Linked DNA regions of Homo sapiens: regions 1 and 2 are each linked to region 3. A link is a contact called in ENCODE Hi-C or POLR2A ChIA-PET data. All regions are on one chromosome and are shown on one strand. Each heading gives the region's core, a stretch centred on a gene start or an enhancer-like site at or near the end of the contact. The rest is flanking DNA. Distances are from core to core; before and after follow the strand shown.

Region 1 (3,970 bases), core at 46-2,545, 570 kb after region 3:
GACTCCATCTCAAAAAAAAAAAAAAAAGCCTAGCTGGGCAAGGTGGTATGTGCCTGCGGTCTCAGCTACTCAGGAGGCTGAGGTGAGAGAATTCATTGAGCCCGGCAGGTTGGAGCTGCAGTGAGCCATGATGGTGCCACAGCCCTCCAGCCTAGGCAGCAGGAAAGAGGCCCTTCTCAAAAAAAAAAAAGCATAGACTCTAGGGCCAAATTGATGTGCTCAAGCAAAGGTTTTGCCACTTACGGTGTAACCTTGGGCCAGTTGCTTAACCTCTCTTGACCTCACTTGCCTTCTTTGTAAACCAGAGGTGATAATAGTATACCCATTTCATAGGGCTGTGGTGAGAACTAGAGGAGTTAATACATTTAAAGAGCTTAAAAGTGTCTGGTGCATAGCAAGTGCTACGTAAATGTTAAACCTTTCCTGCCCTTTTCCTCTGCTCCTCCTTTCCCTTGTTTCCTGTTACAGCATTCCTTCTTTTTTTCTTACTATTTCCTCACTATGCCTTTGCTTGAATACTAAAAAGAAACTACTGGTCCAACAGCAGGCAACACCTCATGCGATTACTTTAAATGACTTCAAAATAATACAAACATATCCAGCACAATAGTTTACATTTTAAAGGTGTTACACCCATTTTGTTTTGAGATGTGTCAACAAAACCCGTGTTTCTTTTCTTTCTATAAGTTTAAAATGTCCCCAAATCAATTAACAATAGAGGAAAGTCACACGATCTGTTTTAATTTTTCTCTTTATACTGCTATCTCCTGTTTCCCCTGTTTTTACACTTCTTTGCAGCTCACTTTCCTTATCTGTAAGATATTCTTAGGATGAACTTAGTAAGAAATGTGCAAGATCTAGATGAAGACCCACCAGATAGGATGCTCTCTTGCAGACACGCAACTCACTGACTCAACCAATGAGGAAATTATCCCACAAAGCAGATAATCCTAATGGAGGGCAGAATTCAGGACTGAGCATCTCAGTGATGCCGCCGGGAACCCAGGCTTCTCTGTCCCTTCACCGGACTAACCGAGTTCGAGACCACAGGGGGGTCAGGTAGCCAAGGCTGGGCTTTGACGGTAGGAATGAAGGAGGTGAGGGTGGCGCGCCGCAGGCCTGGGCCACTCCCTGAGTAGGGCGGCGGCGGCGGCGGCGGCGGCGGCGGCAGCGGCGGCAGCGGCTGCAGGCCTGGCCGATTGTGAGGAGACAGCGGTACCTCCTGGGCCGCGCACCCGACCCTTCCAGGGGTCCCGGCTCGCGCCGCGGCCGCGCGAGGCGCGCTCGAGCGGAAGTGGCGGCGACCCCGCCGGAAGCGCGCGGCTGCGGCGCGGGAAGCAACCCAGAGCCCTCCTCCCGCCTGCTCTGTGTAGGAGACAGCCTGCGGAGCCCACTGCCGGCGCGCAGAGAGCCCAGCAGCTCTTGAGTCCAGGAAGCAAGGGTGGGAGGAGGGACGAGCCAGTGGCAATGACCCAGACCCGGACGACCCCCATTGCTGAGCCAGCGGAGCTGCTTGGTGAGTGGCCTCCAGGCGGCATCTCTTGCTCTCAGCCCGGAGGGGGTTTTGGGGACCCAGGCTGTGGGGCTGCCTCTTCCCATGCCTTCAGTTCACCCCGATATGGGGTGAAAAACCCTAGAGACCCTCGGGTGTCGGTCCACCAAGGGAGGTCCAGACTCCCCAGGAATGTTGCCTGGGGAGGGGTGTCGCGGTGGGGGGGGGGGTGACCCAGGCCCACCCTCTGCAGGGCACTTAAAATGCTCCACATCCCCAGTGGATGCCTCCTGTCACGCATCACACCGTGGTGTATTTGAGATCCCATCTGCCACTTGGGCTGGAGGGAAATGAATGTTTTTGGGTTTCTTGTCATTGCTTCCTGCGGATTCCATTTTACTCCTGTTCGTTTATGGCCTCAAACATGAATTTGAAGAATTTTGCCCTCCCTGGCAGTATTGGGAAGAAGATTCTTTTGTTCAAGTCCGTTTGGACAATTAGATGGGAGTATTAACAAAAGGTCGGGCTGGGCACAGTGGCTCACACCTGTAATCCCAACACTTTGGGAGGCCAAAGAGCAAGGATCGCTTGAGCCCAGGAGTTCGAAACCAGCTGGGGCAACAGAGGGAGAACTTGTCTCTACAAAAAATTTAAAAATCAGCTGGGCATGGTGGTGCACGCCTGTAGCCCAAGCTATATGGGAAGCTGAGGTGGGAGGATTGCTTGAGCCCGAGAGTTTGAGGCTGCTGTGAGCTGAGATCACGCCACTGCATTCCAGCCTGGGCAACAAAGCAAGACCCTGTCTGAGGTCAACTCTGCCCCCAGGAAGGTATGGGACCTTGCAATCTTATCTAGGTTGCGTCTTTTTCATTGAAATCACGAAATCATTAAGGTAAGTAGGGAAGGGTCAAGATAGCTAAGATGAGTGAGGGGACACAGACACCAATAAAAGTTCTAACTTTGAGGACTCCTCCAGTATTCTTTTCATCCTAAAGCTTCTGGCCTATCAGCTAGTTCAGACACAGCCTAGGAGTCTCAAGCCAGTACAGGAACAAGGAGGCAGGTTGCCCTCTTGGGGCAAAGCTGTGGCCCCACCCTTGATGAAGAACGCCTGTAGGAACCCAGGACCTGTGAGCAGGTAGAGTCCTGAAGGTTTAAGATTCTGTGGAGCAGGTATGTGCAGTGCCAGTGCGCAACCAGCAACTGATGGACAGGAATAGGTAGAGCTGCTCTGAGTGCATTCCTTTGGCAAGCCTGGGCCAGAGGCACACAGGAAGGAATTAGTCATGTGGTATCATAGGCCAGGTGTGGAAGCAAATGAGCCAGAGTGGAACCAGGACCAGCCAGGGCCAAGGCAGGGAGAAGAGTTCCTCTAGCTGACATTGACAGGAAAGCAGAGTCAAAAACCTGGAATGGTTTGCTTCAAAGACTGGATGCTGCCTAATGACCTCGAAGGCCAGTGATACCTGGACTCTTGAGTGAGCAAGGCAGATTTTGGAATGAGCACACAACTTCAAGTAAGCCCGGAGATGATTACCTGTAGTTTCTGCTGCTCTTAGAGGCAGAATCATCTGAGAACTGATTGAGGAGTGCATGTATACCCCAGAGACTAGTGCACTCTAGGATAAAAGGAGTCATTCAGCCCTTACTTTTGGTTGGATGCAGGGTGTAGTTTCAATAAAATGTCACAGAACAAATTTCTAAGACCTTTAGGTTGAGTGAGTGTTAGAGTTTGTCTAGTAGTATATTTCTCATCAGTTACCTATTTAGCTGTTCTGCATAGGCCTTTGAGATAAGGAAATAAGTAAGATAAATTCTCCCCAGAAACCGCAAAACAATTATAATGTTGAGAGAAGAATGAAGTAGTAACTCTGTCTGTACTGAAGAAGGAATTCGGTGTACAGAAAAGAGGTCACTGCCTGAGGTCGGGAGTTTAAGATCAGCCTGGCCAACATGGTGAAACCCCATCTCTACAAAAATACAGAAATTAGTCGGGCATGATGGTGGGTGCCTGTAATCCCAGCTACTCGGGAGGCTGAGGCAGGAGAATTGCTAGAACCTGGGAGGTGGAAGTTGCAGTGAGCCAAGACTGTGCCATTGCACTCTGGCCTGGGCAACTGAGCGAGACTCCGTCTCAAAAAAAAAAAAAAAAAAAAAAAAGTAACGTGACTGGTCACTGTGAGCTGGATTGGAGGAAGGTGGGAATGGAGACTAAGGGCTCTTGCTGAGAGGAGTTTGAGTAAGCCTTTTTCAGGTTCTCTTGTCTTTAGCATTTAAATCCTGGACTTTATAAGTAGACTGACAGTTGTGGCATCAACACAACTAAAAGGCAGGGTTACCCTCTTAGAGTACACTTGGAAAATCAGTCTGAAATGAAAGAAACTTTCTTGGTGAAGTGGAAGTGGAAGTTTTGGTTGGGTGCAGTGGCTCATACCTGTAATCCTAACATTTTGGGAGGCAAAGGTGGGAGGATTGCTT
Region 2 (4,133 bases), core at 1,557-4,056, 830 kb after region 3:
GCCGGCGCTTATTTGGCCTGGATGGTTCAGGATAATCACCTTGGAAAAAAGATTTGCATTCAGTGCAAATCCAAAGTCTCAAATGACTTTAGCCTCTGCAATAAGTTAATGTTACTTTAAATTGTTACCTGAGCAGTGAAGCCAGCTGCTTCCATTGGTGGGTCATTTTTGCTGTCACCAGCAACGTTGCCACGACGAACATCCTTGACAGACACATTCTTGACATTGAAGCCCACATTGTCCCCAGGAAGAGCTTCACTCAAAGCTTCATGGTGCATTTCGACAGATTTTACTTCCGTTGTAACGTTGACTGGAGCAAAGGTGACCACCATACCGGGTTTGAGAACACCAGTCTCCACTCGGCCAACAGGAACAGTACCAATACCTAAAAATATTTACAGCATACTAAATACCTATGAAGGCAGACAGTACTCTATCAACTCAAATTCAACTTTGTTTACAGCCAACTTACCACCAATTTTGTAGACATCCTGGAGAGGCAGGCGCAAGGGCTTGTCAGTTGGACGAGTTGGTGGTAGGATGCAGTCCAGAGCCTCAAGCAGCGTGGTTCCACTGGCATTGCCATCCTTACGGGTGACTTTCCATCCCTTGAACCAAGGCATCTGAAACACAAGCATGCCAATTTGTGTAAGCATGAAATCGCCATTCCCAGAGCTTTTTAACAATGGTCTTGAAAGCCACTTACGTTAGCACTTGGCTCCAGCATGTTGTCACCATTCCAACCAGAAATTGGCACAAATGCTACTGTGTCGGGGTTGTAGCCAATTTTCTTAATGTAAGTGCTGACTTCCTTAACAATTTCCTCATATCTCTTCTGGCTGTAGGGTGGCTCAGTGGAATCCATTTTGTTAACACCGACAATTAGTTGTTTCACACCCAGTGTGTAAGCCAGAAGGGCATGCTCTCGGGTCTGCCCATTCTTGGAGATACCAGCTTCAAATTCACCAACACCAGCAGCAACAATCAGGACAGCACAGTCAGCCTTTAAAGAAAGCAAAGACATATCCCTGTCAACTCTCCAAATGACAAAACCAGTGTACAAAGCAAGCCTTTTGGGATAAAGAAACCTAGAATTATTAATCCCACCAACCTGAGATGTCCCTGTAATCATGTTTTTGATAAAGTCTCTGTGTCCTGGGGCATCAATGATAGTCACATAGTACTTGCTGGTCTCAAATTTCCACAAGGAGATATCAATGGTGATACCACGTTCACGCTCAGCTTTCAGTTTATCCAAGACCCAGGCATACTTGAAGGAGCCCTTTCCCATCTGTAAGGATTAAGAGTCGTTACTTGGTTACTAAAACACAAACTCCAGCTTCAATTTCCTTGTCCCCAGCCCTTAATTGGCAGTTTCCACTTTACAACTCCAAGTCCAAAGTGATTTTAGTCACTTTGGGTTACAGAAGCAACCAAAAATCAAACTTTTATAAGTCGGATCTTAACTATTAACATCCAAATCTACTCACTAGCAATACGATTACAGAAGTCACCAAAAGCAAAATTATTTCATAAGTAAGGTCTTAACTATTAGCATTCAGATCTAAACCACTCACTAGTTCTGGGGAAATCACCTAATGATTCTGCTGGTAAAACTCATTTTAGTTGATCTTTCCCTTTCTGGTATTAAACATACCTCAGCAGCCTCCTTCTCAAATTTTTCAATGGTTCTTTTGTCGATGCCACCGCATTTATAGATCAGATGGCCAGTAGTGGTGGACTTGCCCGAATCTACGTGTCCAATGACGACAATGTTGATATGAGTCTTTTCCTTTCCCATTTTGGCTTTTAGGGGTAGTTTTCACGACACCTGAAATGGAAGAAAAAAACTTTGAACCACTGTCTGAGGCTTGAGAATGAACCAAGATCCAAACTCAAAAAGGGCAAATTCCAAGGAGAATTACATCAAGTGCCAAGCTGGCCTAACTTCAGTCTCCACCCACTCAGTGTGGGGAAACTCCATCGCATAAAACCCCTCCCCCCAACCTAAAGACGACGTACTCCAAAAGCTCGAGAACTAATCGAGGTGCCTGGACGGCGCCCGGTACTCCGTGGAGTCACATGAAGCGACGGCTGAGGACGGAAAGGCCCTTTTCCTTTGTGTGGGTGACTCACCCGCCCGCTCTCCCGAGCGCCGCGTCCTCCATTTTGAGCTCCCTGCAGCAGGGCCGGGAAGCGGCCATCTTTCCGCTCACGCAACTGGTGCCGACCGGGCCAGCCTTGCCGCCCAGGGCGGGGCGATACACGGCGGCGCGAGGCCAGGCACCAGAGCAGGCCGGCCAGCTTGAGACTACCCCCGTCCGATTCTCGGTGGCCGCGCTCGCAGGCCCCGCCTCGCCGAACATGTGCGCTGGGACGCACGGGCCCCGTCGCCGCCCGCGGCCCCAAAAACCGAAATACCAGTGTGCAGATCTTGGCCCGCATTTACAAGACTATCTTGCCAGAAAAAAAGCGTCGCAGCAGGTCATCAAAAATTTTAAATGGCTAGAGACTTATCGAAAGCAGCGAGACAGGCGCGAAGGTGCCACCAGATTCGCACGCGGCGGCCCCAGCGCCCAAGCCAGGCCTCAACTCAAGCACGAGGCGAAGGGGCTCCTTAAGCGCAAGGCCTCGAACTCTCCCACCCACTTCCAACCCGAAGCTCGGGATCAAGAATCACGTACTGCAGCCAGGGGCGTGGAAGTAATTCAAGGCACGCAAGGGCCATAACCCGTAAAGAGGCCAGGCCCGCGGGAACCACACACGGCACTTACCTGTGTTCTGGCGGCAAACCCGTTGCGAAAAAGAACGTTCACGGCGACTACTGCACTTATATACGGTTCTCCCCCACCCTCGGGAAAAAGGCGGAGCCAGTACACGACATCACTTTCCCAGTTTACCCCGCGCCACCTTCTCTAGGCACCGGTTCAATTGCCGACCCCTCCCCCCAACTTCTCGGGGACTGTGGGCGATGTGCGCTCTGCCCACTGACGGGCACCGGAGCCTCACGCATGCTCTTCTCCACCTCAGTGATGACGAGAGCGGGCGGGTGAGGGGGCGGGAACGCAGCGATCTCTGGGTTCTACGTTAGTGGGAGTTTAACGACGGTCCCTGGGATTCCCCAAGGCAGGGGCGAGTCCTTTTGTATGAATTACTCTCAGCTCCGGTCGGGGCGGGTTGGGGGGGGTGGTGACGGGGAGGCCGCCTGGAAGGGACGTGCAGAATCTTCCCTCTACCATTGCTGGCTTAGCTCCAAAGGTTGTATTGAGATTAGGGTGTACCTTCGCCTCTCAATCAGCCTCCCGTCCTCAGCCTTGCCATCTCGCTAGTCCGGGACAAATCCCTAGAGCGTCTTCCTCTGCGGGTCTCAGCCCAGCCCGGGGTTGGCTCCTCCTCCGCCCCGGCTTCCGCGCCCCTCCCGTGTGGCAAGGAGTACCAGGCCCGGGGACCCCGAGGGGCTTGGGGCGAAGGGTCGGGACTGGGGGCCTCCTTAACGGCTCACGGACTTGCGAGAGGTTCGGCTCGATGGCCGTGAAAGCGACGAATCCGCTCCTGTGCTGGCCTCTTGGCTCCTTCCATTCAAAGCCAGCTGCTTTTATGGAAGCCCGTAACACGTCATCTCCCCCTGGTACTCCAGATGTCCAGGCTTTCAGTTTAGAATAGACTCAGTCCTACAGTTAGCTTTAGATCTAATTCTAGTTTTGTTACGCCAAAAAGTTCCTGCGAGTGTGTGTGTGTGCCTCATGGTACTTTTTAAATTAAAAGGTGTACAGTTATTTGATTGCAAACATAAGGAACCTAAAATGCTTTCAGATTTTCCACATGATCTCATGTAGAGGCTAAGATCTACAGCATCAGCAAGTTTATCCACCCAGTTTCCTAACCCCAACACTTGCTATGAAGTCACAGCTTCTCCTATTTAAATAAGTGCCTATTATATTTAAATAAGTGCTGTCGTTTTCTGTCATCCTATCGATTGTAACTGCATTTTAGCATAAATCTAGGGCAAGATTGGATGAGCTTGGCCTTTTTGGATGGCTATCAAGGCAGGCCTTGGGAAATGCTCCTCTGAGGAAAGAAGAACGTTTATTTTTAATGAGCTAATTACTAGATCATTATGTTTCTTCTTCCAG
Region 3 (3,852 bases), core at 365-2,864:
TCCTGAGTCACATTTTACTTCTGTTTATATTATAAGCATTGTGTCTCAAACTGTAGAATGATGTTTCATTTATTTGGCTTTTTCTAGGAAAAAGAAATGAAATATTTTTCCTAAGAAGTGAAAAGAACCCATAAGAGCTCCAGTTTGCAAAATGCTAGTCTTTTTATTGATCCCTTTTTTTTTTTTTTTTTGACATGGAGTGAGTCTCTCTCTGTCGCCCAGGCTGGAGTGCAGTGGCGTGATGTCGGCTCATTGCAACCTCCGCCTCCCAGGTTCAAGCGATTCTTCTGCCTCAGCCTCCCAAGTAGCTGGGACTACAGGTGCGCATCACCATGCCCAGCTAATTTTTGTATTTTTAGTAGAGACGGGGTTTCACCATATTGGCCAGGGTGGTCTCAATTTCTTGACCTTGTGATCCACCTGCCTCGGCCTCCCAATACTGATCACTTTTTAAAGTGTTCTAAATGCATGTTACATTGCTTTCTTAATCTAACTATACTGAGCAGAGTTTACACTTTATACTGAGCAGAGTTTACACTTTATTTGAAGTTTCAGAAATAGCATTCAGAACATCTTCTTTTGTACAACACAGCAACTTCAGGGGCTCTTCAAGATTTCCCAGGTTACTAGGTTCTTAAGGTTCACTCTTTTAAGAGAGTTTCTTTCTTTCCCATTGTCTAAGTCTAGACTAAGATCCAAGTTTACTTCCAGCATTTCTTTATCTTTATCCTTCTTCATTTGCAGCTTCTTCTTGTTTATGCTTTGGGAAACCAGATGAAGAAACTGGTCCAAATTACAGTATACCTAAAAGGAGAATTTACAGGGTCTCTGTGGCAGAATGGAGTTCCCGCTTGTAAATAAATATAAAAGTTTTAGTGCAAAAAGATATGCAATCAATTTTTACTGTCATCATATCTGTTAAAATTATTGTTGATTTCTCTCAGCAATGTTCAATACAGTTGAGGTTTCTGGATAAGTTATCTAAGTATATACGGAGTATGGTCATACATTAAAAAAATACAAAAGGTTTCAGACAGCATTTAATGTCATTCTTCAAATTCTTATTAAAATTGCATCGTATTTATCTATAGACAATAATTATCCACCTAACTTGTTTGAATGTTCTATAATAATGCAAAATGTCTATGATTGCAAGAAAAGTGAGTTTTTAAAATTTTTGGTCTTTTGGTGTGTTTTTTTCTCATTGTAACTGAATTGCCCAAAAATATAAGCTTGGTAAAAGCTTATTACCTCAAGAAATATTTCATGTCAAAACAGAGCACATGTTAAAGTAAAAACAATTCTTTAGAGTGAGAAAAACATTATAGCTATAAAAATAATTAAAGAGTTTTGACTATTAAAAATGTAACCTTAAGTCATTAAATGTTCATTACTCATTCAAAGTTCTTGCAGTTGGGAATTTACTGATGGCCTATTTGCAGTTAATTTTGAGGTTTAAAGTAAATGAACTTACCAGATATAACCCTTTGGAGTCCTGGTTAGAAAACAAAAACCATGCAGCTACTCCCATAGCTCTACAAACCTGTGGTGCTTTCAAGCGTCAATGGCGGAACAGAATGAGTAAGAGCAGAGACAAGGGGGCAGTGACTAAGGGACTTTAAGTCATGAGTCTAATTCCCCTGGGACATAGCTAGCCTTCACACAGAAAAAACAAAACAGAAAATCTCCACCAAAAAGAAGCATTCTTCGATCTCAAGCAACATCCCTAACTCATCCAAAGTGGTCATTTGTCCAAGGGGGACTAGATGAGACAGCATCAACCCAGAAAAATTAAGGAGCATCTGGCAGATGGGGAATCCCAAACGGCAGCCTCGCTAACAGAGTAAAACACATTTGTGAGAGACCCACAATGGAACATTTCAGTCCCTTTAGAAAGTTTCAGAGGTGGCAGACTTTGTAGTAGCTGAGAATTTGTGTTTAACTAAAAATTGGAAGATTATATATACTTATACCCACAAAGTATTAGGCAAATGGTAAAAGTTTTAAAATTATTGATACTGTGGTAAAATTTACATACCTGAAATGCATTACAATTCAGTGACATTGCATGCAGTTTTAAAATAACTTAGCTATATTTAGTTTTTCTAGTTGAAAACAAGCGTTTTTTTTTTTTTCAACCTCAGTGCAACAGGAAAGTGAAAAACAAAACAAAAACCCATAGTAAGTTGACAGTAATCTGATTGGGTAACTGATTTTTCTTCTGTTTCGAGAGTTATTTAGTTATTTAAGAGTTACTTAAAGAGTACAAGATTGAATTTGTAACTTGAATTTCCAGATTTAGCTAGAGTGGCTTACAAAAGCATGAAAATGGCCAGGCGCGGTTGCTTACGTCTATAATTCCAGCACTTTGGGAGCTGAGGTGGGTGGATCACTTGAGACCAGGAGTTGGAGACCAGCCTGGCTAACATGGTGAAACCCCGTCTCTACTAAAAATATAAAAATTAGCTGGGTATGATGGCGGATGCTCTAGTCCTAGCTACTCAGGAGGCTGAGGCAAGAGAATCGCCTGAACCCAGAAGCCAGAGGTTGCAGTGAGCCGTGATCCCGTCTCCAAAAAAACAAAAAAGAAAAGAAAAAGAAAACATGCTGTTTCCACAGAATTAATTTGTTACAATCAAACATAGTTGCTGTCCTATGTTTATTAATATAATTTCATCATCATCATATTTTCAAGTTACTCTTCCTAAATTTTTTTTACCTGCTTCTGAATCTCTGTTCTTTGGTTCCCACTCTTCTCTTTGCCTCATCTCCCTCACTGAATTGTGTGTTTCATGAAAGGAAAGTTTGTTTCCTATTTAGGGTTGTGGACAGAAGATTGGTAAAATTTCTTGACACCTACTATTGAATCAAGTTTACTTAATGTAAAACATTGGTGTTCCCAGTTATTTGTAAATCTACAAAAGATTTACAGTAGAAGAGGCAAAGCCTGTGAAGTGTCAACATAAAGGCTGCTGCTGCTGTCAACATCTGTTCCCCCAACTGCATACAGAACTCTAATGGGGCAGCCCATGCCTCCTGAAATCTGTTACCAAGAAAAAAAAAAAAAAGCCTAATAGTACAATACTTTTTATTTCTTAAGCCACAACAATAGTGAAACTGTATGTGTTCTTTTGCAGTTTTTTTTCCATTCTTCATAGGAAAGATGCTAAAGTATAATTTCATTTAGAATACCATATATAAATTATATATAGATGTCCTTTAAGAATTATAAAAATAATGAAAATTATATTTATCCTTTATGTCTTATGTTTTCCTTAATATTTCCTAAAGAATTGTTATATATCAGAAAACAATTCAAAATATTCAGAATTATTAGCCTCTTAACCACTGTGTTTATTAGCTTAAACTAGTAATAGAGAGCAAACTGGCTTTTCTTCTTAGCATAGGTTTTTGGAAACTTGAACTCAAAAATCAGTAAATTCAAAAGGAGTTATAGTTTCAGAGTATTTGGCATAATATATTTGAAAAGAATATTCCCTTCACTTATCTTTGTTTGCATTAGACTTGTGTTAATTATGTGATTCCTCTCCATAGCCTCAATAATAAAGAGATCTCAAGTTGGAATGTATAGTTCTATTTTTCATAAGTATCATTTAAAAACCGATTTATAAACCCTATGACTTATGAAATATTTGTGAACAAAACACCCAATGCCACTGGAATAATTCAAATGAAAGAGGGTCTTACATTGAGCAATTTGTCAGTTTAATACCTGCCCTTTACAATTGCTCTGCGGTTGACCCTTTAGTCGTATTTTGAGTTAGCAGATGAAAATAAGGTTTCCCTTGAAGTAGTGGTTGCTAAGGGCAACTGGTACTGACGCCGAAGACG

What was found. A loop is a pair of places that touch in the nucleus more often than their neighbours do. ChIA-PET counts read pairs that join two places held with the same protein, here RNA polymerase II (POLR2A). Pooled maps may share reads with other maps.
Region 1: a loop to region 3 is called in a pooled map, with 3 times the contacts of the local background. The contact joins the promoter of KHDC1 here to the enhancer-like site in region 3. A Hi-C loop is called at or near these places in 2 of 50 pooled maps. POLR2A ChIA-PET finds 5 or more read pairs at or near these places in 2 of 52 experiments (OCI-LY7 and T-cell).
Region 2: a loop to region 3 is called in a pooled map, with 7 times the contacts of the local background. The contact joins the promoter of EEF1A1 here to the enhancer-like site in region 3. A Hi-C loop is called at or near these places in 2 of 37 single-sample maps with no recorded cell type and 5 of 50 pooled maps.

The regions. Positions count from the first base shown.
Region 1 is chr6:73,261,901-73,265,870 of GRCh38, forward strand. It overlaps KHDC1 (KH domain containing 1), which reads right to left and starts at 1,296. Exons shown (of 4, transcript NM_030568.5): 1 at 874-1,296. The region is part of intron 2 of LOC122539213 (KHDC1-KHDC1L); the gene reads right to left. It also overlaps the pseudogene KHDC1-AS1. RefSeq lists a silencer at 1,140-1,409.
Region 2 is chr6:73,518,226-73,522,358 of GRCh38, forward strand. EEF1A1 (eukaryotic translation elongation factor 1 alpha 1) reads right to left here and starts at 2,807. Exons shown (of 8, transcript NM_001402.6): 1 at 2,775-2,807; 2 at 1,658-1,831; 3 at 1,112-1,291; 4 at 707-1,003; 5 at 473-623; 6 at 129-385; 7 at 1-39. The coding sequence starts at 1,801. RefSeq lists enhancers at 1,145-1,967, 1,925-2,224, 1,968-2,789, 2,515-2,624, 2,675-2,754 and 1 more and a silencer at 3,335-3,564.
Region 3 is chr6:72,687,662-72,691,513 of GRCh38, forward strand. The region is part of intron 1 of KCNQ5 (potassium voltage-gated channel subfamily Q member 5); the gene reads left to right. Among named protein-coding and RNA genes, the nearest start is that of KCNQ5-IT1, 59 kb to the left of the region's middle. RefSeq lists an enhancer at 1,722-1,841. Within about 2 kb of position 1,615, at least 2 of the 41 ENCODE cell types and tissues checked have a DNase peak (open chromatin) inside an H3K27ac peak, as active enhancers do.